Linked DNA regions of Homo sapiens: region 1 is linked to region 2. Evidence: read pairs that join two places in POLR2A ChIA-PET (ENCODE). Cell type or tissue: IMR-90. All regions are shown on one strand. Each heading gives the region's core, and the rest is flanking DNA. Links, peaks and the distances in the headings are about the cores only.

Region 1 (15,161 bases), core at 4,022-8,021, 62 kb after region 2:
TTGACCTCTCTGTGCCTCACTGCCTCATCTGCGACACATGGGAAGGCAGAGGATCCACTTCAGAAGGTGGCTGAACCAGGACATTGAGGCGTGTGAGGTAACAGCCTGCAACACCGTCCACACGGGTGTGGGTGATGCCATCACCCCCGATTCCCCAGAGGAGGGGGCAGACGCAGACGACTCCAAGCTGGGACCAACCACCTGCTCAGTGGAGTCATCAACACCGCCGGCTGTGGACCCGGTGCTGCGTTTGGATCCCGGCCCTGTGCCTCAGTTACCCCATGGGTCCAGTGAGAGCAGGCACAGCCTGTCTGGCCAGCCGCTGGGGACTACACAGCCCCAGCTGTGCAAACCGCCACCAGCGGGCCCAGGTGGCCCAAGCCAGGCGGTCACCAAGCAGCCCAGCAGGAGGCTCTGGACCAGAAAGAGGCTCCCACTCAGCTGGGAGGGTGAGGCAGGGGCAGCCCAAGGTGGATGAACATGGATGCCGCTGGAAGCCCCACATCACTGGAAATGCACATCCAGAGCCAAGCAGGAGCCAGGCCACCGTGCATCTAGCCTGTGATTGGTTTAGAGATGCACACGTGATGCCCCTCCAGCCAATGAGATGCAAGGACTAGGAGCCTGGGGGAATCTGGGAAGGGTTTCTCTTCGGGACCACAGCCTCAGCTCCGGGTCTGCGGCTGCTTATCGTGTGGTGTGTGCGGACTCCCCAGGCACTTGCTGTCTCGCTGCAGCCCCTGTCCCCGTGTGGTGGCACCCTCAGGACCCCAGGGGAACAAGCGTGGAAGCGGGAGCCCAGGCTCCGAGGGCGGGGTTTCTGGGGACGCCGAGGCTACTGAGTTCACCGCTGGCTGGAGCAGAACGGACGGCAGCAGCCAGAACCCCACCCTTGAGGGCCTTCGAGCTCTGGGGCCTGTTGCAGGTTTTGAAAGCTCCTCCTGCTCCAGGGTGAATGCCGAAGTGCTTTTCATTTTCCGGGAAGCTGGTTTGGGAGACATTGTTACATTGCAAGTATTGCCAATCCGAGTCCTCCAGAAAGGCCGCGAGGAAGCTCATCTCCCTCACGGAAGGAATGTTCGTGCGCAGCTGCGAGTGGCCCTCATCCTCCGCCATGTGGTGTTTGAACAAAGTGTTTTGTTTGGTTTTTGTAGCTTCCAGATCACGTAAGGAATGCTAACATCCCAGACCTGAGCCTGTGGGCTGCTTTTCCTCCAAGTCAATGGCAGCTAGCTGGGCCTGGGCTCTAGCCCAGATGGTGGGAGTGACTTGGTCTGGGTTGGGCCTGGCATCAGAATCTTTAAAGATTCTCCCACCTCCAAATTATGCATGTGAAGCCAGCAGAGGACCTCTGCTCTGAAAGCCTGCTCAGGTTGGGACTGAAGGCCACCTGGAGGAGATGGCCGACCATCGAGTCCAGGTGATGGCTCCAGGTCCCTTCCCGATTTGTGCCTGGAGTCTGCAGGGTCATTTCTGTGCCCCCAGTTAGTGGGAGGCAGCTTGACACATGGGAAGTCCATTGTGTGTCTGGGACTTCTTACCGTACTTGTCCCCTCAGTCTCCTGGAGTGGTTCAGACATCGCAAGCCTCAGCTCAGCCATCCTGTACGTGCTCTACCACAGGGAAGTCTGAACAGCACTATGGCAGCTGACCTCAGCCTTTTCCGCCACATTTGGGAACCATCTGGGAGAAGAGATCAAACGCAAGCCCTAGGGGAAACCTCAGATCCAACTGGCAAAAGATATATAAATATGCTGAACAGGAGACAGAACCCACAGAAAAGCAACATGAAGGCAAAAGTAGTGGGGATCTGACCTAGGAATGCTGTCTTAACAAAAAGCGCAGCAGTGGATGGCTGCAGCTCATATGCGTGGAGCAGCCTAGAGAGTGAGGCAGTTTTCATCCCCTCCTCACTTCATCTTTTTTTTTTTTTTTTTTTTTTTTTTTTTTTTTTTTTTGAGACAGAGTCTTGCTCTGTCGCCCAGGCTGGAGTGCAGTGGCACGATCTCAGCTCACTGCAAGCTCTGTCTCCCAGGTTCACGCCATTCTCCTGCCTCAGCCTCCTGAGTAGCTGGGACTACAGGCGCCCGCCATCACGCCCGGCTAATTTTTTGTATTTTTAGTAGAGACGGGGTTTCGCCGTGTTAGCCAGGATGGTCTTGATCTCCTGACCTCGTGATCTGCCCGCCTCGGCCTCCCAAAGTGCTGGGATTACAGGCGTGAGCCACCGCATCCAGCCTCACCTCATCTTATAGCCATGCGATAGACACTTTTATCCAGCTTTACACATTGTATTTAAATACTTCCCATCGTACTTACCACGCCCTTGGCACTGGTCTAAGTGCATTGCAAAGATCACTTGAACCCTCAGGACAGCATTCTGCCATGGGTGATGTTATTACTCCCACATCAGAGATGAGCAAATGGAGGCCCTGACGGCTGAGATCTGAGTCTATGCAGGTCAGCTCCAGAGCCTATGCTCTTAACCTCAGCACTGTGCCGCCTCTGGCACAGTAACAAGGACTAAAGCAAGGAAGCTGTCAAGTTCAAGTTCTGCTCTTCCTTCAAAGAGCCAGATACATTTGGCTTTGAGTCTAGGCATGTCAAAGTCCAGCGTTCTCCTGGGGTGGGGTGGGGGGGTCTTCTACTTCATGAAGACTCTCCTCCTGATTTCACGTCTTAGGACCAGGGTCTGTATGCTGTAGGCAGTCCTGCCCTATATTCACCTGGGTGCAGAACTCTACAATGTGGCACTCCTCAAAAGCTTTCTGCTACATGGGGTGCTGGCGGAGGGTATTCATGTTGTGAAACACTAAGATGTACCTGGACTTCTGAAGTCCACTTTGCTATCCCCCAGACTTAACCCCTCCACAGCCTCAGCATTTTCTCTTCCCTCCCACATTTCCCCTAGTGACTGTAAACTCTTCAGTTCATTGTAGGTACACCTATGCCAACTCCCTTTTCTGAAGTAGCCATAATGAGGAGAATGGGTGCCAACACTTTTGCCCTTCATCTCAGTACTTGTCGAATTTTTACAAAGAAAATGAGAGCTCTTTCCACCAAGACACCTCTGGTGAATGAAGCTCTCTTAATTTTGTGGTTAGAAAATGTTTCTGTCTCTACCCAACTGGAGAAGGAAAAGCACAGGACAAGGAGGGAGAAGGCTCCATGTTATAGCCCCACCATCCACTGCCTGAGGGCCTGGAGAAAGTCAAGTCACCTCCCCTAGTCCCAGTTTTCTCTTCAGTAATTTAGGGACCATAGCACCTACTCTGTACTTGTGAAGAATTGTCAGTGATTTCTGGTTTAGGGAGCTGGGTGAAGCCCCCTGTCTCACTACCCTCACACCCAAGGATATGAACCACAACGGTTTGAGCAAGAAAAGACAAACAGCAACAGCCTTTACTGTTGAAAGTGGAGGAAGGGAAATCAGCTCCTTGCATCAAAGCAGCACCTGCCTCCACTCTGCCTGGAAGCTGCAGTGGGAGAGGACAGAAGTCAGAGCCCAAGGGAATGCCCCCCTCTCTGCCCCCCAATGATTCCTCTAAAAGGAGAGGGCTGAAGGAGATGGGAAAGGAGGTGGGAATTTCAGAGGAATTGTGGCCTTTCTCACCTTACTTCCTCCTGCCCCCACCAGACCCATGGTGATTCCTTATGAATTAGGGCTGGGGTTGCCAGCTTGGAAAGCCAAGTCTCAACAACTTTTAGATAGTCTCGGAAGAAAATGACATAAATCCTTATGAGGTGAAGTTGACAAATCAGGAGGTTTGGGGAAAGGAGTGTAAGTGTATTAGAATACTGGTCTTTCACAGTGGGAAGGCACAGATAGTTTCTAAGTTGGAAAAACATCAAGAAGTAACAGTTCTAAAGGGAGCCATAGGAAGAACTAAAATAAAAATGAGAATGAATTGGCTGGGCACGGTGGCTTAACGCCTGTAATCCCAGCACTTTGGGAAGCTGAGGCCAGCAGATTGCCTGAGCTCAGGAGTTCAAGACCAGCCTGGGCAACATGATGAAACCCCATCTCTACTAAAATACAAAAAATTAGCCCAGAGTGGCAGCGTGCACCTGTAGTCCAAGCCACTTGGGAGGCTGGGGGAGGGGAATTGCTTAACACGGAGGCAGAGGTTGCAGTGAGCCAGGATCGTGCCACTGCACTCTAGCCTGGGCAACAGAGCAGGACTCTGTCCAAAAAAAAAAAATTATAATCAGGAAAGATCAGAAAGTAGGTAAGAGGAGGAGAGGTGAGAAAAGTAGGTAAGAGAAGGTCTGCTGCTTTTCTTATCTTTTAACGTATATGTTCAATAGACATTGTCTAAAGTGCTAAATCTACAAAAAGAGTGTTGGGGTGTTTTATGGACTGAATGCTTGTGCCTCCTCCTCTCTCAAATTTGTATGTTGAAGCCCTAACTTCCAGTGTGGCCGTATTTAAAACAGGAAGTAATTGAGGTTAAATGAGGTCATAAGGGTCAGGCACTGATCTGATAGGAGCAGTGTCCTTAGAGACACCAAATATTTTTCTATACCCTCACAATCTCCTTCCATGTGTGAACCTGGCAAGAGAGCCACTGTTTTCAAGCCAGGAAGAGATCCTCCCCTATACCAGAAATCACCTATGCTGGCACCTTGATGTACTTCCAGTCTCCGGAACTGTGAGAGAAAGTAAATTTCTGTTGTTTAAGTCACCCAGTCTGTGGTACTTTGTTATTGTAGCCCAGGGAGACTAATATAGGGTATAATATATGAAAGAAAAAAGTGGAATAATTGAACAGTGTAACCCTTTCAGATCACCATAAGGAAAACATCCCACTTCTGAAAGAAGTTCATACAGTGAGAGTTAGAAAATAAAACATTATAAATAGAAAATGTAAAATGCTGGCATTAAAACAAAATGTGTCAAATGCAAATTAAATATACTTACCTATTGAAAGATGTAGTAAAGTCCAAGTAAATAAGAAATTCATCCACAACAAAGTGATTCAGAAAGGGCACATTAAAACCTAGAGAAACAAAGGCAGATTAAATTCAAGACATAAATTATGAAGTGAGTTAAAACAGCACTGTATATTGATCATGATTTTTTTTTTTTCTGAGACAAGGTCTCACTCGCATCACCCAGGGTGGAGTGTAGTGGTGCAATCATGGCTCACTACAACCTCAACTTCCCAGGATCATGTGATTCTCCCACCTCAGCCTCCAGAGTAGCTGTTACTACAAGTGTGTACCACCACGCTCTGCTAATTTTTTGTATTTTTAATACAGACGGTTTCACCATGTTGTCCAGGCTGGTCTTGAGCTCCTGGGTTCAAGCAGCCTCCCAAAGTGTTGGGATTACAGTCCTGAACCACCTTGCTCAGCCAACCATGAAATCTTAATGCACCAAATAACATAGCAATAAAACCACATGGAACAGACTTCCTCTCTGGGACCTGGCGTAGATATGCTTTTCCCTATTCCTCCTGCCAAGTACAACAAAAAGACCCTGAAAATTATATGTGAAACAAATAGAAAAATATTCTGAAAGGTGGAGCAAAGAAGGCAGATCTGCTAGGAACACGGGAATTTGAAGAATGATATGGTGTTGAGCTCCCTGGGTTTTCCTTTTCCCTTGTATATCCCAGATATGGAGCTGAAGAAGCTGGAAACCTAGAAACACCAAAGGGCAGACAAAAATATCCCTAATAAGAGTTTACTGTTTCTAGCCAGAGGACCAGGATAGGAACAACCTAGGAAGACAGAAACTTTGTGGCCTCACCCTCACCTATGCAAGCAAAGCCCAAGTTGGGGAGCCTAAATTTTCATGCTCATGAGAATGATGTCACATGCCAAGTAGAGCATGAGAATGATGTCACATGCCAAGTAGAGAGCCAGTATTTCTATCCCCACCAGTTGATCATAAGGCATGACACCCCACACCTCACAGTTCAGTGGAAACCACAAACAACCTAAACCTCCACTCCTACTCAGCAGTAATAAAGTAAGCCTTTACCTCCCCAGTGGGGTGAGGTGGAGGAGGCTTAGTGAGGAGTTAAGACCTCCACCATGACTCAACAGTAATGAGGCTTCCCCTAGAGTGGAATCAGTGGAGACCACATGGTGAGCCAGAAATCCTGCCACCATCCAGAAGTAACAAGTTACCCCCTTCCTCTTGGGTATCAATACAGGCCTTAGTGGGAGCCTGGATTTCTGCTTCCACCTGGCAGTAACAAGGTAGTGCCTCCCTCCCTCCCTTTGCTAGACCAGTGTCAAAGAAAGCCAGCTAAAACAAGTTTTTAAATGAGATCCAGAGTCTCATAACATAGTATAAAAATGTCCAGGTTTCAATAAAAAATTACTAACCATACCAAGAACCAGGAAGATTTCAAACTGAATGAAAAAGACAGCCAAAAATGTCAGTGCTGAGATGACAGATACTAAAATTATCTAACAAAGGGTTTAAAATAGTGATGATAAGACCGCCTCAACAAACAATTACAAACATTCTTGAAACAAATGAAAAAAAAATAGCCTCAACAAAGCAATGGAATAGAAAGTCCTATCAAATAAATAGAAGATGTAAAGAAGAATCAAATGGAAATTTTATAATTGAAAACTATAGTAACCAAAATAAAAAGCTCAGTAGATGGTTCAAGAGAAGAATGAAGCAGCTACTTGAGAGGCTGAGGAAGGAGAATCACTTGAACCTGGGAGGCGGAGGTTGCAATGAGTCGAGATCGTGCCACTGCACTCCAACCTGGATGAAAGAGCGAGACTCTGTCTCGAATAAAAAAAAAAATTAAAAAAGGAGAAGAATGAAGGAAACAAAGAATAGTGAACTGGAAGATAATATAAATTATCCAATCTGAATAACAAGAGAAGAATAGAGCCTTAGGACCTGTGGGACTGACTGAAGATCTGACATGCATGCCACCAGGGTCTCACAAGGAAAGAAGCAAGAGAGGGCAGAGCTGAAAGAGTACTCAGTTTTGCACAAAGATGCAAAAACAATTCAGTGGAGGAAAACTGCTTTTCAACAGATGGTACTGGAGTAATTGGATGTCCATAAGCAAAAATACGAAACTTGACCTAAGCCACAACTTATATAAAAATTAATTCAAAATGGGTTGTGGAACCAGATGAAAAATATAAAAGTATAAAACTTTTGGAAACATAGAAAATTTTTTCAGGATCTAGTGCTAGACAAAGTATTCTTAGACTTGACACCAAAATACAATACATAAAAGGAAAAAAAATTATACATTATACTTTATTTTATCAAAATTGAAAAGTTTTGCTCAGTGAAAGAGTCTATTAGGATAAAAAGACTACAGAATTATAGAGAATATTTGCAAATCACTTATCTGACAAAGGACTAGTATTAGAATATATAAAGAACTCTCAAAACTCAACAGAAAGAATCAATTCAATTAGGAACTGGGCAAAATACATGAAGAAATATTTCACTACAGAAAATGTATCAATTGCAAATAGTCACATGAGAACGTGTCAACATTATTATCCATCAGGGAAATGCAAATCGAAACCATGAGATATCATTACTCATCTATCAGAATGGTTAAAATAAAGGCTATAATCAATGCCAAATTCTGACAAGAATGTGGAGAAATTGGATCAACATAATGCTAGAGGGAATGATACAGCCACTCTAGAAAATAATTTGGAAGTTTTAAAAAAAACTAACCATACAACTACCATATGACCCAACATTTGTACTCCTGGGATTTTATCCCAAAGAAATGAAGATTTATGTTCATACAAAAACCTGTACACAAATGCTTATAGTGGCTTTATCCATAATAGGTAAAAACTGGAAACAACCTAGATATCCTTCAGCAGATGAATGGTTAAACAAATTGTGGTACATTCATACCATGAAAGACTACTCAGCAATAAAAAGAAATGAACTATTAATACTTGAAATAGCCTGGATAAATTTTCAGAGAATTATGAACTATTGATACTTGAAATAACATGGATAAATTTTCAAAGAGTTATGCTGAGTGAAAAAATCCATCCAAAAAGATCAGATAGTATGATTCCATTCATATAACAGTTTTGAAATGATGAAATTATAGAGATGGACTATAGATTAGTGGTTGCCAGTAGTGGAGGGGATTGAGGTGGGAGAAAAGTGGGTATGGCTACAAAAGGGCCACACAGAGGATCCTCGTGGTGATGGAATTGTTCTTTATCATGGTCCTGTTGATGTCAATATCCTGTTTGTGCCATTGTACTATAGGTTTGCAAGATGCTAACGTTGGGGGAAACTGGGTAAAGGGTATACAGAATCTTTCTGTATTGTTTCTTACAACTGCATGGAAATCTACAATTATCTCAGAACAAAACATTAAAAAATTTGTAAATAAATGAACATTACAAGATGGTTTAAGTTCTGAAAATCAACTACTGTAATTCACCATATTAACAAACTAGAAAAGAGAAAAATTGTGATTATTTCAAAAGATGCAGAAAAAGCATTTGATAAAATCCAGTATCTGTTCTTTATTAAAATAAAAAAAAACCCTAACTCTGAACAAACACAAAATAGAAGGGAAGTACCTCAACTTGTTAAAGTGCATCTCTGAAAAACCTGTAGCTAACATTATGCTTAGTGGGAAACTCTAAGATCGGGACAAGGATGGCCACTTTCACTGCTTCTTTTTAATATTGGAATAGGGGTTCTAGCCAGTGCAACAAGGTGGAAAAAGAAATGAGTCATCTAAGGTGGAATAACAGAAGTAAAACTGTCTTTATTTATAGACAATATGATCATCTATATAGAAAGCCCAATGGAATCTTTTTAAAGCTGCTACAAATAATAAGTTTAGCGGTGTTGCAGGACACAAGCTCAAAATCCAAAAATCAATTGTATTTCTATCTGTTATTAACAAATACTTATAAATTGAAATTTAAAATTACCATTTACAATATTGACATAAAATATGATCTGCTTAGGGTATAAATCTATACAAATATAAGCAAAACCTATACACTGAAACTTATAAAACATTGCTGAGATAAATAAGATCCAAATAAATGGAGAATTATACTGTTGCTGTGGTCTGCATGTTTGTCTGTAAGGTGACTGGATTGGTTCTGGATGAATGCACCAGTTCCTGAGAGAGTGGGTGGCTATAAAGTCAGGATGCACATCAGGGTTGGTTCCCCTTTGCATGTGCTCGCTTCCTTTCTGACCTTCTCCACCATGTTCTAAAGCTGTACAAAAGAAGCTGAGCAGATTCCATCTCTATACTCCTTATACATCCTTCAGAACCATGACCTAAATAAACTTCTTTCTTTTATAAATTACCCAGCCTCAGATATCCCTTTATAACAACACAGAATGAACTAAGTCAACTGTGTCCATCGTTACTGTTAAGTGGTCAGTTATCCCCAAAGTGGTCTGCTGATTCAATCAAAATTCCAACAGGCTATTTTATAAAAATTGACAAGCTGATTTTAAATTCATATGGGAATTCAAGTGACCTAGAATAGCCAAAACAACTTTGAAAAAGGACAACAGCATTGGAAAATTAACACTCTGTAATTTCAAGACTTGTAAAGCCACAGTAATCAGGACAGTGTAATATTGGCATAAGATAGACAAATAGATCAATGGAGCAGCATAGAGTCCAGAAATAAATCCTAATGTATATTCACAACTAATTTTTTTAACCAGGGAGCTAATAAAAATCAGCAAAGAAATGATAGTTTTTTCAACAAACGGTGCTGGAACAATTGGACATCCACTTGAAAAAAGATGAACTTGGATCCATATCTTGTACCATATGCAATTATTAATTCAAAACAGAGCATTTAAAACCTGAAACTATGAAACTTACAGAGGAAAATATTGGGCTTGGCAAAGAGCTCTTACATATATGAAAAGCAGGATTCATTAAACAAAAAGATGAGATGGACTTCATCAAAATTAAAAACTTCTGTTCTTTGAAATACATTGTTATGAGAATGAAAACAAGGTTGGCAAAAAAACTATTGAAATCATGCATCTGACTAAAGTCACTTTTCTAGAACATAATTAAAAACTCTCAAAACCCAATAGTAAGAAAACTAACAATGTTTTTAAATGGGCAAGTGATTTAAAGAGACACTTAACAAAAAAAAATATGGATGGCAAATAAGCACATGACAAATTCTCAACAGCATTAGTAATTAGGGAGATACAAATGAAAGCACAGCGAGACACCACTACACATCTGTGAGAGTGGCTGAAATTTAAAGGACTGATCCGACCAAGCGTTGCTGAGGGTGTGAAGCAGTGCTCATACACTGCTGATGAGGAGGTTAAATGGTAGCATCACTTTGGAAACAATTTGGCTATTTCTTAAAAAGTTAATAGTAACTACCATATAACACAGCCATTCCACTGTTAGGTATTTACCCAAAGAAATGAAAGTATGTGTCCACACAAGGACTATGTACAATGTTCATAGCTATGGGAGTGTGAAGAAATAAACATGGCAGTGCACCATCAGTAAAACTCGATTTTTTCAAACTTTGTTAGGGGGGTGTCAGTAATTTAGTAACATTTATCACTTTTTTTCCCAAGAGAAACTTAGTCTGCAGCTTGTGTGAGGTCCTGTGTTTTCCTCCTACATTTTAGAACATTCTGGGTTACTCTGGATATTCAGAAAACAATAGACATGGAACTGCTGTAAAAATACACACCAAAATATGTTAGTTATGTGTTAGAATTTTTACTTTACACACCCCATTTTCTTACTTAAGTGGTATTAGCAAATTTATTCCAAATGGAACCTTTGTTAAAAACATTGTGGCCATTGCACATTTGCAAAGTTGCTTATTGAAACTACTAAACAAAAGCTAATCCCGTCGCTGAGTGGAGTCAGTATTATTTTATTCCTAAATACTTCAGTATGTGTTTCCTAAAAACAAGAACATTCTCTTACATAACCACATACAGTGCTCAAAATCAGGAATTTAACATTGATACCACTGATACAATGCCATCATCCAATTCACAGACATATTAAAATTCCGATGATTGTCAGAATGATGTTCTTGGTGGCCTAATCACCAAGTGATTTCCTATAAGAAGGGGAAAAAAATCTTAGAAGATTACTGTAACACCGGACCCAAACACTGAAAAACCTGAAAGAAAAGACAGTTTTATATGACTGACTGAAATTAACTAAGTAAATATAGAAAATCTAAGCAGACACATTCACATACAAAAATCAGAACTGCTCCCTTCGATCCCTGACCCCAAATCACCAGGCTTCCACGATTTCAAAGGTGCTAATTATATAATCATCTCCATCTATGAAAAACAAGATTTATTTCCTCATTTTTATGGACAAATAGAAACAGTGTCTTAGTGGGACACACTTTTGGCGTTTCTGCCAAAGTCAGGAACAAGAACAGGCTGCACACTATTGTTACCCCCACTTTTGGAGGCAGACATCCTCACATGCAGTCACACACGCACACACATGCACACATACGTACACATGTACACACACGCACAAACGTACACACACGCACACACATGCACACACGTGCACACGCACACACATGCACACACCCCCCCTTGGAGAGGTCACTCCCGTGAAGAGGTCACTCCCCCGGAGAGGTCACTCCCGTGAAGAGGTCACTCCCCCGGAGAGGTCACTCCCGTGAGGAGGTCACTCCCCCGGAGAGGTCACTCCCGTGAGGAGGTCACTCCCTTGGAGAGGTCACTCTGTGAAGAGGTCACTCCCTTGGAGGTGTTTGCTCCTGCCCTGTCCTCTCCAAGGAAGAGAATGAAGATCAGCAGGAGGCCCCCTAAGCCCAGGATGGACCAAACTGCCTGGGGTCCAGACCCTGCTGCTCCTGCGCGGGTCTGTGTGTGGGGCCAGTCGGTCCTGGGGCTGACAGGAGGAGGGAAGGTGTCACTTCCCCAGGAGACCTATGGGAAGGGATGGTCGACGTGCAAACCAGCCATCAAAGGAGCTGCCCCCACTCCGCGTGGAAGAAAGGAGGGGCACCCACCTTGGGTGAATGGTGGCTCCATTCCAGGAGCAAGGGGTTGGGGGAGGGAGGGAAAAGTCTACTAGAAATATGGGAAGAGCTCACAGGGTTGGGGATAAAGATGAGGCGTATTCATTCTAACACAACCGTGTATTGAAGCAGTGCCTCAGAGCTGCACCAACGTGCCATCTCGCCGGCTCTGTGGTCAGACGCCTGGTCACGGCTCAGCTGGGGCCTGTGCTGGGGTCTCAGCGGCACCAACGTGCCATCTCGCCGGCTCTGTGGTCAGACGCCTGGTCACGGCTCAGCTGGGGCCTGTGCTGGGGTCTCAGCGGCACCAACGTGCCATCTCGCCTGCTCTGTGGTCAGACGCCTGGTCACGGCTCAGCTGGGGCCTGTGCTGGGGTCTCAGCGGCACCAACGTGCCATCTCGCCGGCTCTGTGGTCAGACGCCTGGTCACGGCTCAGCTGGGGCCTGTGCTGGGGTCTCAGCGGCACCAACGTGCCATCTCGCCGGCTCTGTGGTCAGACGCCTGGTCACGGCTCAGCTGGGGCCTGTGCTGGGGTCTCAGCGGCACCAACGTGCCATCTCGCCTGCTCTGTGGTCAGATGTCTGGTCACGGCTCAGCTGGGGCCTGTGCTGGGGTCTCAGCGGCACCAACGTGCCATCTCGCCGGCTCTGTGGTCAGACGCCTGGTCGCGGCTCAGCTGGGGCCTGTGCTGGGGTCTCACAGCTGAAATCAATGCGTCGACACCTCACTGGAGGCTCAGCCTCCTGTTTCAAGCTGGCTGGGTGGGGGCGGAACTGCTCCCAGTCCACTCACCAACCGAAGCTGCTGTGAACATCCGTGCGCGTCTCTCCGGACTTGCGCATGAGTTCTGTGTTTCACCTATCTGGGCAAACGCTCAGGAGCTTGGCTGAGGTGGGCAAGTGCGTACTGGGCTTTGAGAAACGGAGGGGAGATTCTAAAGCAGCTGCACCCCACAGCCCGCAAGAGGGCTGCAGTCACCCCACATCCTTGCAGACTACCGGCGCTGGTGCTGCCAGTCCAGCTTCAGCCTTTTAGGGGTGTGAGGGGGCGTCTCTCACAGTTTAACTCATGTCCCTGAGGCGACACCGCACCCTCACTCAAGATGTGGTCCCCAGCCTGCAGGGCCTGAGGCATCACCACCTGGAGCTGCGAGAAGGAGAGGGACATGGTCTGCAACCTGTGTGGGGAGCGCTGCCATCTAGAAGCTGTCTCTGCAGAAAGTGCTGGCGGACCAGCCAGCGCGGAGGGTGGGAGGACACCTGTGCTCAGTCATTTCACCAACCCGGAGGTCTCCCTCGGGCGGGCGTCAGGGAACCGCACAGGCAAACTGACCTTGGATGGAATGGAAACAACCCCTCCACATGCTTCCATAATCGTAGCATAAAAAATGCGTTGAAAAGGCCAAATATCATTTGTCTGAAATATGAATGTGTTTAACTTTTCCATAAAGAGCAAAGATGATTGGATTGGGTTTGGAAACGTGAGTACTGCTGTCTGCAAACATGCGTGGAAGACAACACATCTCGAAAGATTAAAAGTGGAACATAACAAGGAGAAACAAAATCCAAGAAAGGAAAGTGAGGACCCCAGCACTGGTGCTGTCCAGGAAAGGGTCACAGCAAAGCCACAGCTGAGGTCGTTTGTCATCGTTGCGCGGCGTTGGGCTATCGTAGCTGCAGTGGCAGGAGGAAAAACAAAAGTGGCCTCAGGCCTCCGTCCACCCCCAACCCCCGGTGATGGATGGTGGTTAGGATGGCACTCAGCTACAGGGGTCCCGAGGTGGGCAAATAGGCCCTGTATGTCCCCAGCTCAGGCTGTTGGATCTAGGGTAGCTTTTGAGGTGGGCGGGTGGGGCTGGCCTCACAGGGGAGCTGGTGGAGGCTGGCAGCGGGCGCTGGGGAGACACCTGGGACCCCCACAGTCTGCTAGGCCCCAAAGCCCCCTCAGACCCCCTGGGTCCCTGTCCCCTTGAGGACCCTTCCTGGGAGGGAACTGCAGCCAGAGGCTCCCAAGGAGAGAGCGCAGGCCTGGCACTGCCCCCACGGTTCTGGATCAGGATTGATGGTTGCAGGGGAAGACCCTCCTGACAGGCCTGAGATCCCGGGGCTCTGTGCCTCCTGCCAACCCCCTGCCTTCTTGAGGCCAGTGGGTCCCAGCTCCTCCTGCACCAGGACAGGAGGGGCCAGGAAGAGGCAGGAGCCTGCTCTGACCTAGGAGTCAAGGAGCCATGCTGTGGATGGTCCAGGAAGGACTGGGGTCTCTGACCACTCAGAGTATCAGGGTGACAGGCTTTGCCCTCCTATCTGGAGACTTCGTGTGATGATCTGAAACACCACTCAGAGCATCAGGGTGACTGGCTTTGCCCTCCTATCTGGAGACTTGGTGTGATGATCTGAAACATCACTTTTCTAAACTGGGAACAAGTGTGGGCCTGATGGGCTAAGGTTTCTTTCCTATTTTTTCAAAGTTGAGCTGTTCTGTGTGGGGAACGTCCAGAACAAAAGGGGGTCCTAGCCTCTCCTCCTGACCTGGGAGGCCACAGGTGAGAAGCACAGTGCGGCCACCAGCTTGGAGGATGGTTCAGGGATCAAGGCACTTCCCTTCTTGAAGCAGGTGATACTGTTCGGCTCCGTGTCCCCACCCACATCTCATCTCAAATTGTAATCCCCACGTGTTGAGGGAGGGAGGTGGCTGGATCCCGGGGGTGGCCTCCCCCGTGCTGTCCTTGTGATAGTGAGTGAGTTCACATGTGATCTGATGGCTTTATAAGTGTTTGGAAGTTCCTCCTTCATGCTTCTCTCTCCTGCTGCCATGTGAAGAAGGACGTGTTTGCTTCCCCTTCTGCCGTGATTGTAAATTTCCTGAGGACTCCCCAGCCATCTGGAACTGTGAGTCAATGGAATCTCTTTTCGTTATAAATCACCCAGTCTTGGCCACGCACGGTGGCTCACGCCTGTAATTCCAGCACTTTGGGAGGCCGAGGTGGGAGGATCACGAGGTCAGGAGATCGAGACCATCCTGGCTAACACGGTGAAACCCTGTCTCTACTAAAAATAAAAAAAAAAAAATTAGCCAGGCATGGTGGCGGGCGCCTGTAATCCAGCTACTTGGGAGGCTGAGGCAGGAGAATGGCGTGAA
Region 2 (15,161 bases), core at 6,806-10,805:
TTATCGTTAATACCCTTTCATACCCTCCACCCCAGGAAACCACTAATCTGCTTTCTCTCTATAGATTTGCCTTTTCTGGATGTTTCATGTAAATGGAATCATATGGAATCATACATTATGTGGTCTCTTGTGTCTGGCTTCTTTCATTTAGCATAATGTTTTTGAGGTTCATTTATGATAGGCTATGTGTCAGTAGTTAATTCTTACCAAGGTACAGTATTTTTTTCTGGAATAAATGCTTTTCAGGTTGTTGCAATACTTTGGTTAATCTGTAGAGCTCTGAAAAAGAATATTTTGATACTTTTTCTAGTAATTTCTTTGCTTTTAAGGAAAACTGGATTTATGGAGGTTCTCACTCCACCATTCCAGAAGTCCTGGCCTTATAATTAATTTTTGTTCATTGATCCTGTGCCTTGTCAAATTCACTTATCGGTTCTTGCAGCTTTTTAAATAAATTCTGTAGAATTTTCTAAGCACAAAATAATATCCTCTGTGAATACAGACAATATTACCTCATGATGTAGTCTGGCTCTGTGTCCCCACCCAAATTTAGTCTTGAATTGTAATCCGAATTGTAATCCCCACATGTTGGGGGAGGGATCTTGTGGGGGGGTGATTAGATCATGGGGGTGGTGCCCCCATGCTGTTCTCATGATAGTGGGTGAGTTCTCACAAGATATGATGGTTTTATAAGGGGCTTTTCCCCCTTTCACTCTGCACTTCTCTCTCCCTGCCACCATGTGAAGAAGGACATGTTGGCTTCCCTTTCTGCCATGATTGTAAGTTTCCTGAGGCCTCCCCAGCCATGTTAAACTATGAGTCAATTAAGCCTCTTTCCTTTATAAGTTACCCAGTCTTGGGCAGTTCTCTACAGCAGCATGAGAACAGACCAATACACCTCTTCTTTCCAATATGTATACCTTTATTTCTTTTTCTTGCCTTTATCCGCTAGTTAAACCTCCAGTACAATGTCAAATAGCAGTGGTGAGAATGGATGTCCTTAACATAGTCCTGAATTTAGAGAGAAAGTCCACTGTCTTTCACAGAAATATGGTATTAACTATAGGGTAGCTTTGGTGGTTGTTGGTGATGATGCTCTTTATTATGTTGAGAAAGTTAACTTCTTTTTTTTTTAGTTTTTATTTTAGAGAAAGTTAACTTCAATTTCTAGTTTTCTTAGAGTACTTTCACAAACAGGCATTGCATTTTGTCAAATATACTTTCTGCATTTATTGAGGTGATCAAATTGTTCATCACCTCTATTCTGCTATTATAGTAAATTATATTGTTTGATTTAAAAAATCTTAAGCCAAAATTGCATAAGCACAGTTAGCTATGGTATAGTATCCTTTATATAAATTGGCAGGTTCAATTTGCTAATGCTTTGTTAAGGAATTTTGTGTTTATGTTCATTTGAGATGTTGGTCTGTGTTTTTCTTTTCTGGTTTGGGTATCAGGATGATTTTGGTCTCATCAAATAAATTTTGAAATGTTACCTTCCCTTCTATATTCTGAAAGAGTTTATTCAGAATTGGTGTTACTTCTTTCTTAAATGTTTGATATAATTCTCCAGTGAAGACCTCTCACACAATTTTCTTAATAACTATAGGAATATTTTTGAGTTAATTTAGATAATTTATATATTTCAAGGAATCTGTTTATTTTATATAAGTTGTCTAAATTTATTGGCATAAAGTTGGTCATCATATTTCTTTATTGTCCTTTTAATGTCTGTCAGATCTGTAGTGATGTTTCCTATTTCATTTCTCATGTTAATAATTTGTCACTTCTCTCTTTTAAAAAATCAGTATAGGTAGAGTTGTATCAAATTTATTGATCTTTTCAGAGTCAGCTTTTTGTTGTGTTGATTGTCTCTATTGTTTGCCTGTTTTCTATTTCAGTGTTGTGTGGCTGGGCCTGTCATTTTATTTGGGATGATGACCAAGTTTGAAGGCCACCATTCAGCCCAGGCCAGCCTGTCTGAGGATAGCAGTGCCACTGACTGGTCCATGATGACAGTGGTCAGGATGGTGGGGCAAAAGCACCCAGGCGATCAGTCACAGGGGCAGGGTCCTGGAGTCACACTGTGCCCTGGCTGTGTCACTGCTCCTCCTCTGTCACAGGGGGAGGGTCCTGGAGTCCTGGAGTCACACTATGCCCTGGCTGTGTCACTGCTCCTCCTCAGTCACAGGGGCAGGGTCCGGGAGTCCTGGAGTCACACTGTGCCCTGGCTGTGTCACTGCTCCTCCTCAGTCACAGGGGCAGGGTCCTGGAGTCACACTATGCCCTGGCTGTGTCACTGCTCCTCCTCAGTCACAGGGGCAGGGTCCGGGAGTCCTGGAGTCACACTGTGCCCTGGCTGTGTCACTGCTCCTCCTCAGTCACAGGGGCAGGGTCCTGGAGTCACACTGTGCCCTGGCTGTGTCACTGCTCCTCCTCGGTCACAGGGGCAGGGTCCTGGAGTCACCCTATGCCCTGGCTGTGTCACTGCTCCTCCTCTGTCACAGGGGCAGGGTCGGGGAGTCCTGGAGTCTCACTGTGTCCTGGCTGTGTCACTGCTCCTCCTCGGTCACAGGGGCAGGGTCCGGGAGTCCTGGAGTCACACTGTGTCCTGGCTGTGTCACTGCTCCTCCTCGGTCACAGGGGCAGGGTCCTGGAGTCACACTATGCCCTGGCTGTGTCACTGCTCCTCCTCGGTCACAGGGGCAGGGTCCTGGAGTCACACCGTGTCCTGGCTGTGTCACTGCTCCTCCTCTGTCACAGGGGCAGGGTCGGGGAGTCCTGGAGTCTCACTGTGTCCTGGCTGTGTCACTGCTCCTCCTCGGTCACAGGGGTGGGGTCCGGGAGTCCTGGAATCACACTGTGCCCTGGCTGTGTCACTGCTCCTCCTCAGTCACAGGGGACTCTTCACTGCACCTGGGTCGGGCGAGCTGCCCGTGAGGAACCTCCCAGGATACCAGGGTTGGGGCGGTGGCAGCCGCAGGCAGGTTTCCCTGGCTCACTGTGGAGGTGTCAGCACCACTGGGTGCACGCGCGTGCCAGCTGGCATGATGGTGTGAAACCACACACAGCCAAACCTGGAGGCACCTAAGTGTCCTTGATGGACACAAGAGGAGAGAAGTCCTGTGATTGGTTTAAGACAGGCTGGAAATACCTTTTAACAAAACCCAATATCTACCTCTAATGAGCCTTATTCTCACATTATTAGAATTGTACATTTACCCTGATGCCAACGTCAGCTTGATGGAGAACCTGGGACGCATTCCAGTGTGTTCCTCCTTTTCCGGCTCCCGCCCCACCCAGGGACCTGTCCCTCAGGGTGGCCTGGGCTCCCCTCTGGACCTGGCCTCGGGTGCAACCTCTGGGTTTGACCATTCGCAATTCTCACCGAGACCCCTGACCCTCCCCGGCACCACTGTACTCGCCTCCCGGGTCAGCCCTCGTCTGGCTGGTAGCCCCTCCCGCAGCCCCCAGGACGGCAGGAGGGTTCAGACGGGAACACGGGAGCAGATGGGTCTGCTGCCGCTGCTCACAGGAAGCCACCACAGGGCAGGGTCAGAGGGCACTCACAGCAGCCACAGGGCCGGGTGTGGGGTGGTCACACTGCCTGGGACCAGTTGCCAGTTTCAGAGGGGAGGGGACGTCACAGAGCTCAAGACAGGGCCCTGGGTCCCCCCCAGAGCTGCACTAGGGGGTCTGGGACCACAGCTCGCCTGGGATGGGTTCGGACCCAGAGACTGGACATCCAGCCTCAAAGTCAGGCTATTGCTGCTTGCATCTCCGCTGCCCTGTATGTTGGCGGGGGTGGGGAGCAGCCCCCTGTTCCACAGGCATCGGGAGCAGCTCACAGCCCGTGCAGCCGAGCCACAGGGATGACACATGCCCAGAAATTAGGAATACCGCCTGGAAGGGACCCTAGGAGCCATCTGCGGTGGGGCGCCCATTCCACATCCTCAGGGTACAGGGCCTGCTCTCCCCAGCTTCTCCCCTACAGGCCCAGGACACAGGCCTTGTCTGCGCCTCCCTCCCACTCCTGCCTGCTCTGTTCCTTGAGGTCGGGAGGAGTGGGGCGTGGTGGGGCTGCGTGCCCTGTTGCGTTTCTTTGGGGGCACTGGTCCTCCTGGCTCCTGGGCAGCTCCCTCCCGTGGTCTGAGGCACTCACGCTGCCCTCTGGGCCCCTCCCGCTCTGTGGGCTGAGGTCTTGGAAGACTCAGCGACGTCGGCCGCAGAGAAGCCTCTCTTCCCTTTGAAGGAGCCGCTTTCCGGCAGGAAGAAAATTTTAAATTGTCGGACAAATCAAGCCCTAAACAGAACCAGCTGTCCTGAGGATTAACAGCCTTGAGACCCGGAACAAACGTGCAGCCCCGCGTGGAGGGCGCGGTGCTGTGGGCGGCAGCCGGGGGGTGGCTATGAACTTGTGAGCTGGAAGCCACTTCGAGAGGGCCTGATTCCGGGGCCCACAGTCGTCGCAGGGGTGGGATTTTCTGGGGCTGGTTTAACCGAAATGCCACAGGGGCCCCTCAATTTCTCCCGAGTCAGGACTCCCTGGAGGCTGCCGCCTGCCCTCCCCCAGGGTCTGAGGCCCAGCCTTGGAGGGCCCTGTGGAGACTCCACCGGGCAAACCTCCTCTCAGTAAGCAGATGCGGTCGAGGGTGAGACCAGCAACATGTGGCCCCCTCCCTGCTCAACGCACCCAATTACCCAACTCACTTATTAGATCCCCGCACGTGCAGATGTGGTGGCAGGCGGGGGAGGGCTGCTGGGTGCGGCCCAGGGCCTCCCAATAAGACCTGGATGGTGACGATGGCCTGCAGGCTGGGAGCACCTTGCCTGCCCGGCTGCCCCCCAGGTCACCTCTTCCAAGCTCAGGTCCCTCTGGACAAGACTCTGAGTCCCCCACCCCACCCAGCTCTCCAGGGGCCCCCTCCCACCAGCTCAGAGACCCCCTTTATCAGGCGCCCCACTCTGCCCCCACGAATGCTCAAGGCCCCGATCCCTGCCAGCATGTCTTCTGGCCTCAGCTCACGTCCCAGGGACTGGTCACCCAGCCTCCCCACCTGAGTGGAAGCCCAGTGGCCTTCCTGGAGGAGGGGGTCATTTTCTTGGCATTGCCAGGTCCTGAGTCCTCCTGAGCTTCTCTCCCCTGCAGTTGGTGTGGACAGTCCCAGGCGTGGCACCCCAGGGACACAGAGGCCCAAAGTGAGAGGACCCTCTAGCCCACCTGGCTTCTCTGTCAAGGCCCAGCCTGTGGGACAGGTCGGGACTGGGAGGGTCTCTGGGGAGCAAGGGTCAGATGGGAAGAGAGATCAAGTGGGTGGGTCCCTGCCAGGAGGGGGCACAGCACCCCCAGGCCTGCTCACTCTGGGACTGACCACAGCCTCCCGGGGTCACACCACGATGGCTGAGCAGCGAGCGTCGTCGTCCAAGCCGTGACTGAGGCGGGGTGAACGGTTGCCTGGGGAGGGTGGGCCGGGCTGTTGACCCTGAGAGCCGCCCTGACGGGAGCCCCGAGGTTGCATCTGCAGGACCCCTGCCCCCACCTGGCCTGGCCTCGGGGGGCTGCTGTCCCCCGTCCTTGTACCGCCCACAGCAGACACGCACGGCAGCCTCCAGGGACTGCAAAGCCACAGTGTGTTTGAGGGGCGGCCTCTGGACCCTGGGCTCTGGGGCCCTGCACGGTGGACGGGGTCTGTGGAGGGGTCGGGGGAGCTGACCGCTCACCCCCTCTTTGCCGTCCAGGCTCCTGTTGCCTCCCTATTCCCAGGCTGCCTCGGCCAACGGCGCTCAGCTACTCAGAGCCTGGGAGAGACAGGGCATGAAGGACCCCATTCATCCTCTGCCTGACCTGAGGCAAGTCATTTGCTCCCTGGGTGCCTCAGTTTCCCCACCCGTGAGAGGGGCATGCGTGTCTTGCGGGTTCCTCCGTGTGGTGTGAAGGTTCTCACTGTCCCGTGGTAGGGGCTGCTGAGAACAAGCAAATGGCCTGCTCCCTGGGAGCCGCCGGCACCTCCTTCTAAGCCCTGGAATCCGTAGCCCTCCAGTGGCTGCGCCTGCTCTTCCGGTCCTGGACGGCTGGGCCGAGTCCACATGGCACCTGCTGCAGGGCCCCTGGGCTGCTCCCCTCTCCTCCTCAGCTGTGAAACAGCGACTGCTGTCGGGAAGTTTCCATGGCTGTCGGGTGCGGCCGTGGGTGCCACAGCTGGTTCGGGCCTCCCTGCCATCCGGGGCTCTGAGTCAGCTGCCCTGGCCCAGGCCACCTGCCAGGGGGAGCGCTGGGAGGCCCCAGCTGCAGAGACCCTGAGGCTCCCCTGTCCCTGCTCTGGGCCCACCCCTCAGTCCCTAGGGTTGGGGACCGGGGGGTCTTCAGTGGGGCCTGGGGGAGGCTTCACAGTCTGTCCCTGCCTCACTGCTGGGGGGATGCAGGGCCGTGCCCACCCCCACGCCAGCTAAACGACCTCGGCCGTTCCTGTACATGACACACTTTCCAGAGCCCGGGCCGTGCAGTCATATTTGTCACTCGGAGAAAATGTTCCGAAGGTGGCTAGGTCCAGGTGAATGTGTCACGGCACATTTATCAGGAAGGAATTTGGGCTATTAGTGAGTGACTGGTAATGGTCAGACACCCATGTTTTCTGCAGAGCAGGCCTTCTGTGTCTGAGCTCGGGAGGAGGTCCTGGTGCACGAAGGAGACGGCCGTGTGCCGGGCGCCTTCGAGTGCCCTCCTCATCCCGTTGTCCCCGAGGCCTCTGGGGCTACGCAGTGTCTGCGTTGGCGCACTTGGCCTCAGAAGCCCCATTCAGCGTCCTCTCCTCGGTGGTGGGCAGGAGACTGGGTGGCCTGGGTCTGTACCCCGGCGTCACTCCTGCTCTGTGACATCCCGTTTTCAGAGTAGTTGGGGTGCTCATCAGTTGACCTTAGGTGGGAGGTCACTGGGTGGACCTGGCCTCATGACGGGAGGCCTATGGCACCTCGAGTGGGGCCAGAAGAGAAGTTGTAGGGTTGGAAGCACCTGGGGACTCCTGTGAGGGGCTGGGGGACTGTTGCCAAGGGTGAGGGCTGAGCCTGGCCACAGTCCCCAGAAGACACAGTCCCAAAGCTGCCGGGAACCGGGAACAGGTTGGCTGTCAGCCGAGTGAGCTTGGAGACGGCCGTCCCCCCGGGCCCGGGACCAGGCTGCAGTTGCTGCGTGAGACTGGCTGAGCCCCAGACTCCTGGCCTGCAGGCTGGGCTGCAGTGGGAGCTGGTGAGGCCACGTGTCTGCTGCTTTTATCTGCATGTACAGCCCAGGCGCTCGGGGGCCTCCTGCCAGTGCCCCTTGTCGTCTTCTGTGCCTCGGCAGCTGCACCGCCCTGGGCCCTGCAGGTTTAGCTGCTGTTTATGACCCACGGGGCTGCACCTGGGACCTCACCCAGTCTAGGCTGACATCCTCCTGACACTCACTGAATGTGCTTCTCCATCCCCGTGAGATGCTCACAGCGACTTCCTGGTCATCTGCTGGGAGGCTGGTGGCCACGAGGGCAGAACCTCACATCTGGACCTGGTTCCAGGGAGGAGGGGGGGACGCGAGGAGAATGGGCGGCAGCCACGCTGACAGGACAAGTCTGGGAGCAGCGCAACACGCCATCGGGGGCTCGCCCATGTGGCCCACCCCTTGACACCCCCAGGGAACCCCCACAGCACCCCCCGGGGCACCCACAAGGCACATCCATGCCACCCCCACAGCACCTCTGTGGCACACCTCCTCTTGAGCCCACAGAGCAGGGGCTGCACCTCCCCGGGAGTGAGGGAGTTGTGCGGCTGCCTCTGCAGACGTCTGTTCTCTGTTGCATTTTCCAAAGCAGAGTCCCCAGCAAGGGTCCCCGGAACGGGCGTTGGGAGCCCTGAGTGGTCACTGCAGCTCACTGTGATCCTGTGTCCTGGGTGGCCGCGAGGGGCTGATGGGAGCTCGATGTGCGTGTGCGTGTGTGTGCGCATGTGTGCATGTGTGTGTGTGTGTCCACGGATGTGTGCATGTGTATGTGTGTACGTGTGTGTGTCCATGTGCGTGTACGAGTGTACACGCGTGTGTGTGCACGTGTGTGGGTGTGTATGTGCATGCACGTGTGTGTGCATGTGCGTGTGGATGTGTGTGCGCACATGTGTGTGTGTGTATGTGTGTCCACACGTGTGTGTGTAGCCTGGTGCTGTTGGCTACGTGCGTGGGAACAGAACCTTCCAAGACACCCTGGCTGGATGAACTCAGCGGTGTGGCTGACATGTCAGTGGGACACAGTGGGGCTCACAGGAAGCTAGCCCCTTGTTAAAGCTCCGAGGAGGGCCTGCGTGAGCTGGGGCAGTGCTGGCTTCCTCTGAGTCACATGGGTCTGTTTCCAATTATGAGCCCAGCCGCCAGTGACAGCACGTGTGGGGGTGAGTGTCTGAGCAGCGAGCACATAGCTTCGTGGACTCCTCAGACCCCCAGTCCATGTTGGACCAGGAGGGAGCCGGGAGCAGGGAGGCCGGTGACCTGGCTGGGATCCCAAAGTCTGATAGTGGCTTTGGGGCTCGACTTCACATCTGGGACCACGTGGCCTGAATCCTTGGGTTTAATTGATAAGTTGCAGCTCAGTGGGCCTGGGGTCCCTCCTGCAAGCCCCGGGCTGCCGGTCCCCTGGGCATCCTCTGCAACCCTGCAGGACCTGGTCACGCCCACAGTCTCCCATGGGCAGTGGTGCTGGATGCTGCCTTCCTTGTTTCCACATAACTTGGCTCAGTGGCATTCAGGCCTCCATGCCCCAGGGACCACGGCTGTTTAACCTCCATCATCAGGAGTTTTCTGACCCTTTCTCAGAGGCATGAAGGCCATGGGGGCCTCTGCCCAGCCAGGTCCTCAGCCTCAGCCACAGACCCAAGTGTTTCCTCTGGTGACACCCCTTAGGGTGCCCAGCTTGGGGACTCCGGGTGACCCTGCTGTGGGACCCTTGTGCCTGCCCAGGACAGGCTGACTTGGGGCTCTGCCGGCCTCGGAGTCACCACCAAGGGTGAGGGCTGAGCCTGAACCTGGCCACAGTCCCCAGAAGACACGGTCCCAAAGCTGCCAGGAACTGGTTGGCTGCTCTGTGCTCTCCTCACTTCCCTGCTGAGGTCACCCTCTCCAGCTCAGCCTCTGCCACGTGGGATCTTTGCTGAAGGTTCCTCTCCGCCCTGGTACTTCCACTCCCCTCAGAGCCTAAGCCTGTGATGCACAAACCCCGGAATACGTCTTTCTTTCCCACGCTTTCTGCATTGGAGCTGAGAAGGCTCCGGGAGCATGGACCCTGGCGGCCCCTCTAGCCATGCAGGGCGCCTGCGGTGGCTGCTCTGGGTGGCCCCTTGAGTCCCGAGTGAGGAGAAAGTGCAAGAGAACCGCTGGTGCGGGAAGGAGGACCCTGAGGGCCTCGGTGAGTTTTTGGTGCTGCAGGTGCAGGGTGAGGACCCCTCAAGCCCGTCGTCTCTCTGGACCCCCCGTCTCACCTGGTGTGGACGCCCCTGAGGCTGCCCCACACCGGCCTCACTGCAATGCTCCAGGGACAGGAATCGTGGGCAGATGGCGTCTCCTCCATGTCATTATGTGGTCCTCCCTCTGGGAATGTCTGTGTCTCATCTCCTCTCCTTATGTGGATGCCAGTCGGATTGGATTAGGGCTACCCCGATGGCTTCCTTTTACTTCAGGGCCTCTCAAACACCCTGTCTCCAAATAAGTCACATTCCAAGGTACTGGGAGTGACCACTTCAACGAAGGAGCTTTGCAGGTTCCACCCCAGTGGGGAGCAGGAAGGCCGTGGTGCCTGCACCTCCACCATCGGCCCATGTCACCACCGAGTCCTGCGAAGCAGAGAGACCAGCCTTGCGTCGGTGCTGTGCTTTGCAGAGACTGGGGACCCCGCAAAATGAGTGAACACGTCTCGCAGAGGCAGGGGCCCGAGTGCCTGGTTTCTGGAGCCCCACGAGGAAGCCCTCTCCTCCCCGCTTTCCTTGGGTCCACCTGGGGGCCTTTACGACTTCACGGGGGCATCCAGACCGAAGCAGGAGACCACCAGGTGTCCCAGGGCCAAGTCCAGTCCTCCTGGCTGGGTGATCTTTACTGGTGCGTGGAGAAGAGTGAGCCATCCGTGTGGAAGGTCTGTGCGGGTGCCTGCTGTGTTCTGGGGACTCCCTAGAAGCAGGGACACACTTGTGCGTTTCAGACACACCCTTACCCAGTGTCTGAAACCACTGTCCTGAGAAGGACCATGAGCTCTCGGTGCTACGCTACTCATCTGCCCCACCCCAGCACGGGGGAACCAGCAGTAGGGTATTTATTAAGGATTCTTGGGGCCACTGAGACTTGGTGAAATGGTTCATTCATTCAAAGAGCCATGGACGTTCTCTTCTCCAATCCAAAATGACAAAGTAGACACATTTTATCCGTTTCTCTTTGTGAAGAGAGAATTGTATTACATAACGTCTGACTTACAGTCAATGCTCCAGGAACCAGGACGTCCTGTGTCCTGTAGCTCTATGGGATTAGGTGGCCCTAATCTAATGGCTGGTGTCCATGTAAGAAGAGGAGACGATACAGACACACAGAAACACACACAGAAGCTAAGAGTATTTTTTTTATTTTAAGTTCTGGGGTACATGTGCAGGATGTGCAGGTTTGTTACATAGGTGAACGTGTGCCATGGTGGTTTGCTGCACCTACCAACCCATCACCTAGGTATGAAGCCCAGCACACATTAGCTCTTTTCCTAATGCTCTCCCTCCCCCAACCCCACACCCTGACAGGCCCCAGTGCGTGTCGTTTCCCTCCCTGTGTCCATGTGTTCTCATTGTTCAGCTCCCACTTATAAGTGAGAACATGCGGTGTTTGGTTTTCTGTTCCTGCGTTGGTTTGCTGAGGATCACGGCTTCCAGCTCTATCCACGTCCCTGCAAAGGACATGATCTTATTCCTTTTTATGGCTGCATAGTATTCCATGGTCTATATGTACCACATTTTCTTTATCCACTCTATCATGGATGAACATTCGGGTTGATTCCATGTCTTTGCTATTGTGAATAATGCTGCAATGAACATATGCGTGCTGTATCTTTATAATAGAATGATTTATAATCCTTTGGGTATATACCCAGTAATGGGATTGCTGGGTCAAATAGCACTTCTGGTTCTAGATCTTTGAGGAATCACCACACTGTCTTCCACAATGGTTGAACTAATTTACATTCCCACCAACAGTGTAAAAGTATTCCTATTTCTCCACAGCCTCGCCAGCATCTGTTGTTTCTTGACTTATTAATAATCGCCATTCTGACTGGTGTGAGATGGTATCTCATCATAGTTTTGATTTGCATTTCTGTAATGACCAGTGATGTTGAGCTTTTTTTCATATGTTTGTTGCCTGCATGTATGTCTTCTTTTGAGAAGTGTCTGTTCATGTCCTTTGCCTGCATTTTAATGGGCTTGTTTGCTTTTTTCTTGTAATTTGTTTAAGTTCTTTGTAGATTCTGGGTATTAGGCCTTTGCCAGATGGATAGATGGCAAAAATGCTCTCCCATTCTGTAGATTGACTGTTTGCTCTGATGATAGTTTCTTTTGCTGTGCAGAAGCTCTTTAGTTAGATCCCATTTATAAATTTTTGCTTTTGTTGCAATTGCTTTTGATATTTTCATCATGAAATCTTTGTGCCTATGTCCTGAATGGCATTGCCTAGATTTTCTTCTAGGGTTTTTATAGTTTTGGGTTTTACATTTAAGTCTTTAATCTATCTTGAGTTAATTTTTGTATAAGGTGTAAGGAAGGGGCCCAGTATCAATTTTCTGCATATGGCTAGCTAGTTTTCCCAGCACCATTTATTAAATAGGAAATCCTTTCCCTATTGCTTGTTTTTGTCAGGTTTGTCAAAGATCAGATAGTTGTAGATGTGTGGTCTTATTTCTCAGTTCTCAATTCTGTTCCACTGGTCTGTGTGTCTGTTTTTTTGTTTGTTGTTTGTTTGTTTTTTTGTTGTTGTTTTTAGCAGTATCATGCTGTTTTGGTTACTATAGCCTTGTAGCATAATTTGAAGTCCAACAGTGTGATGCCTCCAGCTTTGTTCTTTTTGTTTAAGATAGTCTTGGCTATAAGAACTCTTTTTTGGTTCCATATGAATCGTAAAATAGTTTCATCTAATTAATTCTGTGAAGAATGTCAATAGTAGTTTAACGGGAATAACATTGAATCTATACATTACTTGCCATTTTCACGATATTGGTTCTTCCTATCCATGAGCATGGAATGTTTTCCCATTTGTTTGTGTCCTCTCTGATTTCCTTGAGCAGTGGTTTGTAGTTCTCCTTGAAGAAGTCCTTCGCTTCCCTTGATAGCTGTATTCCTAGGTATTTTATTCCCTTTGTAGCAATTGTGAGTGGGAGTTCACTCATGATTTGGCTCTCTGCTTGTCTGTTTTTGGTGTATAGGAATGCTTGCGATTTCTGCATATTGATTTTGTGTCCTGAGACTTTGCTAAAGTTGCTTATCAGCTTAAGAAACTTTTGGGCTGAGACGATGGGGTTTTCTAGATATAGGATCATGTCATCTGTGAACAAAGACAATTTGACTTTCTCTCTTCCTATTTGAATACCTTTATTTCTTTCTCTTGCCTGATTGCCCTGGCCAGAACTTCCAATACTATGTTGAATAGGAGTGGTGAGACAGGCTGTCCTTCCAAGTTGCCCAGGCTGCTCTTGAACTGGACTCACCTAAGCTTCCAAACGTGCTGGGATTATAGGTGTGAGGAGCCACTACACTTGGAGATCCAAATGTTAAATTTATCCCTAAGCATTTATTGTTATTTGATACTATCATAAATTGTAGTTCATAAATTATAATTTCTGACTGTTCATTGATCTTGTATTCTGTGACTTTGCTACATTCAAATGTCAGTTCTAGTAGCTTTTTGGGTTTCCTAAGTTTTCTAGATACGCAATCATGTTGTCTGTGTATAAAGACAATCAGTCTTACATCTTTCTTCCCAATTTGTATGCCTTTTATTTATTTTTCTCATAAAAAGTCTGGGCTTAGGCCAGGGCTCTGCATATGCCATTGAAGAGAAGTGGGGAGAGTATTCACCACTGCACTGCTCCTTAAGAGGAAAGATTTAACCTTTCTCATTAAATTGATATTAGCTATAAGCTTTTCATAGATATTCTTTGTCAGGTTTGAAGAGTTTCCCTATTTCTGATTTCTAATAGTTTTTATGATAAACAGCTATTGGATTTTGACAAATGCTTTTTCTATAGATGTAGAGAAATCTGAGATGATCATATGTTTTTTAAAAATCATTATAGGCCTGGCACTGTGGCCCACATCTTTAAATCCCAGCACTTTGGGAGGCTGAGGTGGGTGGATCACTTGAGGTAAGGAGTTCAAGACCAGCCTGGCCAACATGGTGAAACCCCATCTCTACTAAAAATACAAAAATTAGCCAGGGGTGGTGGCAGGCACCTGTAATCTCAGCTACTCGGGAGGCTGAGGCAGGAGAATTGCTTGAATCAGGGAAGCAGAGGTTGCAGTGAGCCGAGATCACGCCACTCTACCTCAGCCTGGGAAACAGAGTGAGACTCTGTCTTAAAAAAATTTATATTAATATGGTGAATTGTATTATTTGGTTTTTAATATTAAATGAGTCTAGCATTTCTGGGATCTATCCCATTTGATCATGATGAATTTTAAAAAATACATTGCTGAATTTGATTTTGTTAAGGACTTTTAACTGTAGGCTTGTGAGTGATATTGGCATACAGGTCTCTTTCCTTTTAAAATCTGTCTGTTTTGGCTGGGCATGCTGGCTTATGCTTGTAATCCCAGCACTTTGGGAGGCCAAGGCGGGTGGATCACTTGAGCCCAGGAGTTCAAGACCAGCCTGGAGTTTAAGACCAGCCTGATGAACATGGTGAAACCCTGTCTCTACAAACAAGTGATAACAAAAAAAAATTAGCTGGGCATGGTGGTTTCGTGCCTAGAGTCCCAGCTACTGGGGAGGCTGAGGTGGAAGGATCGTTTGCGCCTGGGAGGTTGAGGCTGCAGTGAGCTGTCATCATGCCACTGCACTCCAGCCTGAGTGACAGAGTGAGACCCTGTCTCAAAAAAAAAAAAAAAAAAAAACCCAAAAAGACAACTGTCTGTTTTGAAGACTAGTATATTGGCATCAAAAAATGAGTTGGAAATTTTTCTATTTTCTGACAGCTTTCGTGAAGATCGGCATTATTACTTCCTCAATATTTGATAGAATTCATCCAGGAGCCATCTGGGCCTGGAGTTTCCATTTTGGAAGGTTTTGGTAATAATTTTAATTTCTTTTAGTCTATAGCTATATTCAGACTTTCTATTATTTCCCTTATCCAATTTGGTAATTTGTGTCTTTTAATGAATTTTTCCATTTCTTCTAAGTTGTCAATTTTGAGGTCTTTATAATATAATATTTCCTTATGATCCTTTTAACATCTGTAAGATCTGTAGTGCTGTGCTCCAGTTTAGTCCTCATATTGGTAATTTGTGTTTTTTCTTTTTTCTTATCTTGATCAATCTATCTAGATACTTATTAATTTTATTGACATTTTCAATAAACCAGCTTTGATTTAATTGGTTTTCTCCATTTTTTTGGTCAGTTTCCTTGATATCCACTCTTTTCTTTTTTAATTTCCATCTTTCTACTTAGCTTTTGATTTACTTTTACTTTCTCTAGCTTCTTAAGTAGAAACCTATATCCTTGATTTTAGACTTTTCTCCTTTTTTAATACAAGCACATAAGGCTGTGTGTTTTTCTCCAAACACTGTTTTAGGTATACCTTTTATTTTGACATTAAAAATATTACTTTCTTTCAGTAAAAAATATTTTTAAATTTTCTTTTGATTTCTTTGACTGAAATATTATTTAGAAGTGCATTGCTTGATTTCAGAATATTTGGATGTCTTCAAAATGTTGACTTTTAGATGAATAATTATTGACTTTTTGATTAACTCTAATGCCTATGTGTTCTAACAGTTACTGAAAGGGGGTTGAAATCGCCATTATAAGTATTATAATTGTGGATTAATCCATTTCTCTTTTCAGTTCTGTCCGTTTTTAATTCATGGATGTTGAGAATTTCGCATTTGGTGAATATTCATTTCAGATGCTGTCT

Evidence for each region. ChIA-PET counts read pairs that join two places held together with the same protein. Peaks named below come from ENCODE experiments on the same cell type or tissue, not always from the same donor. Only the 100,000 strongest peaks of a DNase experiment are listed, where the experiment ranks them.
Region 1: POLR2A ChIA-PET joins it to region 2 with 6 read pairs; 4 of 35 experiments call an interaction of 5 or more read pairs at or near these places.

Annotation. Positions count from the first base shown.
Region 1 is chr21:46,008,109-46,023,269 of GRCh38, reverse strand. No RefSeq gene overlaps it. Among named protein-coding and RNA genes, the nearest start is that of COL6A1, 34 kb to the right of the region's middle. RefSeq lists an enhancer at 1-343. In IMR-90, for the core only: no CTCF peak of the experiment used is centred there; no DNase peak of the experiment used is centred there.
Region 2 is chr21:46,072,730-46,087,890 of GRCh38, reverse strand. No RefSeq gene overlaps it. Among named protein-coding and RNA genes, the nearest start is that of COL6A2-DT, 17 kb to the left of the region's middle. RefSeq lists enhancers at 1,962-2,462, 2,463-2,963, 7,275-7,784. In IMR-90, for the core only: no CTCF peak of the experiment used is centred there; a DNase peak (open chromatin) is centred at 8,340; H3K27ac peaks cover 2,195 bases.